Regions from separate parts of the Homo sapiens genome. Here region 2 is linked to region 1. Evidence: chromatin contacts called from ENCODE Hi-C or POLR2A ChIA-PET data. All regions are on one chromosome and are shown on one strand. Each heading gives the region's core, a stretch centred on a gene start or an enhancer-like site at or near the end of the contact. The rest is flanking DNA. Distances are from core to core; before and after follow the strand shown.

Region 1 (3,762 bases), core at 548-3,047:
TATGGATGTTATGATATGTATGTACTTTCATTTGTAAGTAATGATTTTTATAAAATATTATGATACATTTCTAGGCTGACCTTGAAGGAGAATACTAACATAACTTTGGAAAACCAAAAAATGAAAAAAGGGTATCCGTTTCTCATCATGAATAGGTTTCAAATCTCGTATTTGGAGCATTTCAATTTAAGTTTGAAGAAGCAGGACTGAGGTCACATTTTTCTCCATTGGACATTCTTTCTGATGAATAAGTATTAAAACTGCTTTGAATTTGGTTTCCCCCTTAGATAAGAAATTATTTTTTCCATACAGTCTTTTCTTTGCACCTGAAGGAGCATTGAGGGTGAAAAATAGAGGCCTGTTTCCTGTTCCTAACTGGAGCCCTCCAAGGTTGTCAAACTAGAGCAACAACTTTGTGGGATTTATGCCTGGGACCTGTCAAAGTAGAATTATCATAGCAAACCCTCTCTGCTATCAATCAGAGGGGTATTGGGGATGGCAAGGGCAGGCATTTTTCAAATTTCTTTACTGTGCATATTTAGTCTTGTGCCTGGGGGAGGAAGAGCTCCTTTGAACAGTTCTTGTAGATTTCTTTTCCATCAGATGGCAGCTCACAAAACTACTTAATCTTCCCCAAAGGGCTTCTCTCATTGGCCTGCTGAGAAAAACAGCCAAGGAAGAGAGAGTGGGGGAAGACAGGGACAATCCAACAGCAAATCCTAGAAAATAACGCATTGCTTTCAGAGGACGTATGGTCTAAGTCTGGTCACACTGATATCATGACTTAGAAAAGCACACTGTCCATTGAAGGTTATCTCCCGTCGCTTCTTTTTTTTTTTTTTTTTTTTTTTTTTTTTTTTTTTTTGAGACGGAGTCTCGCTCTGTCACCCAGGCCGGACTGCGGACTGCAGTGGCGCAATCTCGGCTCACTGCAAGCTCCGCTTCCCGGGTTCACGCCATTCTCCTGCCTCAGCCTCCCGAGTAGCTGGGACTACAGGCGCCCGCCACCGCGCCCGGCTAATTTTTTGTATTTTTAGTAGAGACGGGGTTTCACCTTGTTAGCCAGGATGGTCTCGATCTCCTGACCTCATGATCCACCCGCCTCGGCCTCCCAAAGTGCTGGGATTACAGGCGTGAGCCACCGCGCCCGGCCCTCCCGTCGCTTCTAAGTATCATGTGGACATTTAGCAACAGCACAAAGCTGACAGTGCTATCATAGCGGTGTGAGTATTCTTCTGTCCTCCAGAGCCATTTCCCACATTTGTCAAGACAAAGGTTGAAGGGGACCGGACAAGGGAAATGGGTCACCCATTCATTCCCATCTGTCAGAGGTTTGCTTTGTCATGATAACATTCAAGGAGCATGTTTATCTATCCCGCTACTGGAGGTTAAGGCAAGGGTAACAAGAAGAGAAGAAACCCTGTTTGAAAAGTTTACAAATCCTGCCGTGAGGGCTGTAAACAGAGTCCAGCCGGTGGTGGAGCGTGTTAAATACTGCCACATTGATAGGGACCTGGTTCCCCGGCACTAGAAATCCACTCATGTAAACAGAGGAACTGTTGCTGTGAATCGGGTCTGTTTTGACTTAAAGTCTAAGAAACACATTGCCTTCAAAGTGAATTCTTAGGTGTCACTTCCCATAAGTTATGGCAGAAGATTACAAAGCTACTGATATAACATATTAGTTTGATGGACAGAATTATACCCCCAACGCTTCCTGCTCTCCCCAATGACGCACACTAACTTAGTGTACTGTGACAGCTGCCTTGATTTACCACCAGTCCGGGAGGCCAACCGGGAGAAGGAACGTTCACATGGACGCAGGGCCTGAGACTGGCCTGGAGCCTAGTTTATAAAGCTGCCCTGTAATTCACCACAAATGTGTCACCATTAAAAGAGGAAAAAAGGATTGCAGATAATAAATACTCTTTAATTTATTAGCTAACAACAAAGAGATCAGAGCCAGTTGTGATGTGATTGTTTGACATAATATTGTCAAGGAAAAAAAAGCTAAGTTGACCAGAGAGGTAAATTACACATTCAAGCAGATGCATCAACTCTTGGCTTGTCATAAGCCCAGCTAAACAAAACACCACACAGAGGGGAGGACTGGCCAAGAGCAGAGCCATTTATCTCTGAAAGAGACATATTCAAGAGCAAGTGAAATAAGACATAGTTCTTTTGGACTTGGTCAGAGGCCAGGTTTTAACTGTTATAAATTAAATGTTTTGTGTATAGGATTTGGCAATTCTAGTTGCCTTTGTCATGGTAGGGAGATGTTAGGTTTTTCTGCCTGTCTTAAACTCATGGTTTGGTCAGCTGGGGTGTGTGTCCTACTGCTAGATATTGGAGGATCACTACCTTTTGGTAATTAGCAGATATTGGGAAGGTTTCTGTATGTGGCTTGTGATAAAATCAGTGGCTTTAGAAAAACTTGTAATCGCCTTCGTTTTCTGCAATTCTTCCTCTACAGTTGTTGAGCAATACTCACACAGGTCACCAGGCAGGAATTCATATTGATATTAGACTCGTGGAACCTGAGGATTGGAAGAAACATTTCATCCCGCATCCCACCCAGGACATGCAGACAGTTGTGTATGAGCGGGGCAACTTCCAGGGAGGCCAGGCATCTGCCGTGTGTTATTGTAACATAGCTCAGAGTCAACCAGTGCTTTCTGGGCTTTTATTTTTATATAAGCGACTGCCCAGCAAAACTCTCCCATCCCTTGCTTGGGAAATTGAGTTTTCAGATCTAAGTGGGTACTTTTGCTTTGTTTTGCATATTATGGGTCTTTGGGTTTAGCCTATTGTTAGAACAGATTTCTGGGTTTTATTCAACAGTCTGGAGGCAAGGATAGAGTCCTGTGGGTAGGTTTAAGGACATTGATTCATGGATCAACATTTTTTTGATGTAGTTAATTGATCTGCTATGAATTGCATCTCATTTATTTTATTTGTTGCAAAGCAATATCATGGGGGATTTTTGTTAGATGTCTTATTGAAATCAATTTATAATGTTTATGGTCTCACTGATCTACCAGCTGAATAACTGTTTCTAAAAGACAGAGCTAGAAGGCAGGGAGGGAGAGAGAGAGAGAGAAAGGGAGTGGAGAAGAGAGGGGGAGAGAGAGAGAGAGAGAGAGATTGATTTGGCCTAGCTCATTCTAGGTAAAAAGATGTACTAGCTCTTAAAAGTTGCTACTATCTTTTCAACGTGCTCATATATCATATATTTAACATAATTTTTTACAATTTTAGTGTCATTATTTTTAGAATCTTCTGTTCCTCCTTTAAAAAATCAACAAAAATATTTGCCCAAATTTGCTTTTTATCTGTATTTTTTCAAATATTAGTAACATTGTTTCCATGAGCAGATCTATAAGAATTTTTTTGTTGTTGCTATTGTAAAATAAGATACTATTTGTATAGGTCTAGACACCAGGCATCTCCTATGTCTCATAAGCTCTCTAGGGCCTCATTCTTCCATTTCTTTTTTCTTTTTTACTTTTCACTCATCAGTCTAGCCCAAGGATATAATTTCATGATGGAGAAAATAATGACAAAACAAGAGCTTAGTTTTAATCATTCTGCCTTTCCTCTGTCATTTGGGATTTCTTTTTTTAACAACCATTTTCCAACAGTAGACTTATTTTCTTCCTTTGAGCATGGTTTTCATAAGTGACTTCTTAAAATCTGAATTCACTAGAATATGCCCCATACAGTTATACTAGTTTGGTTTCTTTCACTGCTTCCCTATCCTCA
Region 2 (3,586 bases), core at 796-3,295, 170 kb before region 1:
CCACTGTTAAGACATTATTATCAAAATTATTAATATCTTCATTTGATCTTTTATGAGGACTAACAGTGAACCTATTCACAATTAGCCATGTGACTATAGAAGTGGCTTACTCAAGGTCACATTGCTCATTAATAGCAGGGGTGGGACTACAATTTACTTCTCTTAGGTCCTTGCTCAATGTCATCTTCATTACACTGGACCAAGGGTCCTTTTGCCTATTTCGTGACTGAAGGAACTCAGCACAAGCTCTTTCAGTGGACTGAATGGACCACTTCATTGCAGCACTGGAGAGAGATGCGGGATGGGATTCAGAGGGCCTGGGGTGCCACTGGGATTTTTGCTTCAGTTATACTCTGCATCCTTGTTAATAACCTAGAGAAGGTTGTAAAGAATATGCTCATTATATCTGTATTTTCCCCTAAATGGAGAGGTATTACAAACCCCACCAATGACAGAGACGTGACATAAAGGGACCTGGAGCTGTCAGGCATATGGACAGGAAATCACTAGATGAGATTCAGCTGCAATAAATGCATCCTAATACATCTGGGGACAAATAATCCGAAACACAGATATTCAATGGGAGGAAGATATTTGGAAAGCAGTAAATGCTGAAGGGGACCTGGGGGATACTGGACAGCAAATTAGATGTGGGTTTTCATTGTGTTAGGCCAACAGAAATTGGTAATGCAATCTTGCGCTGTATTTTCCAGCAGTCCCCTGGAGCAGCTGGGAGGAGAAAGCCTCTTTCACCAGCCAAGATCAAGTCTGCTCGCCCCACACACTCCTGAAGAATGGCCTGGCTGGGGCTGGGGTGGAGGGAGGGGTCGCTTTACTTTCCCCTGGCCCCTACCTCACAGGGATGGTGACTTTCCTTTCTCTAAGCCTTACCCTGACCCTGTGTCCTTGGAGAGTCGGTCTCTTTCCTGTCTCCCAGCGTCTTGCTGCAGAATGCTGTGGGATGTTGGTCTGCCTGGGACAGCCAAGGGAGGACAGTCCTGCCTGGAAAGTCCTGGTCTGCAGGGAAGACTTGGCCTCAGGTGTTTGTTTCCATGTAAGCTAAACATAGCCATCTTTTCTAGTGATCCTGGCTTCCTCCCCGCTCTCCCTCACACTCACACCCCCATCCTCTTCCTCATGAAGGATTTCACCTGCAGATAGCCTCTATAGACAGAGGAATATTTGACAAAACACAAGCATCTGCCCCAGCAGCTGTTCCCAGCAATGGGGATCAGTCACCAACTCCTCCCACCTCCTCCTTCTCATGCTTCACTCTTCTGCACCACCCCCCGCCCAATTTTATAGTCTTCTCAAGTTTAAAGACTTCCCTTGACATGCATAAAACCAAATTTCTCTTCTGGGGACCAGTGAACACATATTCTGATTTTTTTCTAGTTCCTCGCCTTACCCCATTCTCAGGAAAGCCCAGTTACTTCGTGAGTTCAGAGCACTTCCTTGCTGGGGCGCCTGCTAAGTGGGGTGAGTTTAACTGGAGCACCCCTCCCAACTTTTGGGAAAGAGTTCACTCTCACCAACCCATACTTTCTGCCTTTCCTTCTCTGGGATTGTCTTACCTCTGGAAATCCTTCAGGGACTTCTAGGGAATGGCTATGTCAATGGGGCTGGTAAAAAGCAGCTGTGGGCTGGTAAATGTCAGAAGCTGTTTGCAAGGCTGGGAAAATTCACTGTTTATTTCTTCAAACAAGCCCTAGTTTCCTCCACTGAGAATGTTCTTCATCAAACTCATCATTCAGGTTTGTATTCAGAGCAGTTTAGCTTAGGCATGCAATTGTCAGTCAACACTCGTAAGTAAGTGGCCAAGTTTAAAGTTACTCTTTGAATATTTCTATACACTCTATTCAGTAAGTGTTCACCAAGTCCCTTCTCTGTGGCTACCACACAGCTAAATACTCATGTGTATATGTGTGGGAGAGAGAGCGTTTTACTCTCGTGGAGGGGCCCGAATGAAAAAGGCATCACCGTGGAAGAACTTGAGCTTTCAGTCCTGATAGGTCATGGATATAAATGGATGGCAGCTGCTAGCACAGTGATTTATGAGTGATGCTCCCAGCCAAAGGAAGTCAGGCACATTCTAGAACTGCAGACCGCTGTGTACAGGGCATCTCAGTATATTTAGCAAAATGAGATTGCAAACCACAGAAAAAAGGGCTGAGTGGGTGGAGAGGAAGAACATTCTCTGGCCAGAAACTTGCTGAACTTTGAGGCCAGGGACCGGAGGCTTTGCAGAGGTGGGGAGAGACGTTCTTTGGCTTGTCCGACAGAAATAAATCACCACTGAGGAGATATACCAAAGGCCAATTATATGGAGTGTTTTCTTGGAAAATCATCTCCCAGACAGGCCCTGTAAATCATCCCCAGCATTGGCAGACATTCAGATCTGCCTGGTGGGGCGGGTGGCATGCCAGTGCACCCCAGTGTCAGGTAGAGGAATTACACAGGGGTAGTCTCGTTGTAGCAGGGAAAACAGAGGTCAGGTACTAGCTGTCTTCATCCGAGGAAGCAGTGTAGGGCAGAACTGTTTGTTCTGTCCTAGGAATTGTAGGGCCAAGGCTTTTGACCAGGTTTTGCCACTTACTTGTTCTGCGACTTTCAGATTCTCTACAAACAGAGTGGGGACTGGGTTATCTCTGAGGTTCCTAGAAGCCCTGACATTAATTTTATGCCTTTGTGTTCTCTATAACTTCTGCATAGCGTAAGCTTTTGCATACCACACCCTATGCTGGTAATTATCCCAAGAGAGACAAAAATTTCCATCTACCCAGCAAGGTTAGTCATACAGGATCATCTTGGGAGGGTGATTGGGGTCCCTCAAAGCCAGGTCCTCAGTGTAGCTGTAGAGAGAGATGGGAATTTAGCCTGGAGAATGAAGAGCTAAGGGGGATGCCAGAGGTACTGTGTTCAATATTGGAAGGGCTTCATGTGGAAGAGGGATCCGTGTCTGTTGTCCTACTCTGTAGGCCAAAAACAGGACCAATGAACTGCAAATAGAGGGGCCCAAAAGGAAGGAAAAGATAAACCAGCAATCATTATTCCATTGCTCAGTGACACAAACTTTGATTTCCTCAGTGTTTGAAAATATAGCAAGAACTCTTAACTGGCCAAATGTGGTGGCTCACACCTGTTATACCAGCACTTTGGGAGGCTAGAGTGGAAGGATTGCTTGAGCCTGGGAGTTCAAGACCAGCCTGGGCAACATGCAGACCCTGTCTCTACAAAACAAACAAACAAAAAATTATCTGGACAAGGTGTACCTATAGTCCCAGCTACTTGGGAGGCTCAGGTGGGAGTATCACTTGAACCCGGGAGGTTGAGGCTACAGTGAGCCGTGATTATACCACTGCACTCCAGCCTGGGTGACAGCAAGACACACAAAGTCTCACAGACACACAAAAAGAACTCTAACCATCAGAACTATCCAACAGTGGCACCTAAACCTGGCAGAGCGGAAAGTGATCCATCACTGCTGTAATCTAGCCGAGGCTGGGTGACAGTCATGGTCACAGCAGAGAGGACAGGATGCTCCTTTCTGCTCTATCTGTAACCATCTTCTGTCCCTGGAATGAGC

The links. A loop is a pair of places that touch in the nucleus more often than their neighbours do. ChIA-PET counts read pairs that join two places held with the same protein, here RNA polymerase II (POLR2A). Pooled maps may share reads with other maps.
Region 2: a loop to region 1 is called in a map of sigmoid colon, with 6 times the contacts of the local background. The contact joins two enhancer-like sites. A Hi-C loop is called at or near these places in 3 of 168 maps with a recorded cell type or tissue (ovary, prostate gland and sigmoid colon) and 5 of 50 pooled maps. POLR2A ChIA-PET finds 5 or more read pairs at or near these places in 1 of 52 experiments (PC-3).

The regions. Positions count from the first base shown.
Region 1 is chr10:76,250,399-76,254,160 of GRCh38, forward strand. All of the region lies in intron 5 of LRMDA (leucine rich melanocyte differentiation associated), which reads left to right. Among named protein-coding and RNA genes, the nearest start is that of KCNMA1-AS1, 640 kb to the right of the region's middle. RefSeq lists a silencer at 1,573-1,867. Within about 2 kb of position 1,798, at least 6 of the 41 ENCODE cell types and tissues checked have a DNase peak (open chromatin) inside an H3K27ac peak, as active enhancers do; they include ovary and sigmoid colon, where a contact is called at or near this core.
Region 2 is chr10:76,084,723-76,088,308 of GRCh38, forward strand. All of the region lies in intron 5 of LRMDA (leucine rich melanocyte differentiation associated), which reads left to right. Among named protein-coding and RNA genes, the nearest start is that of MIR606, 530 kb to the left of the region's middle. Within about 2 kb of position 2,046, at least 11 of the 41 ENCODE cell types and tissues checked have a DNase peak (open chromatin) inside an H3K27ac peak, as active enhancers do; they include ovary and sigmoid colon, where a contact is called at or near this core.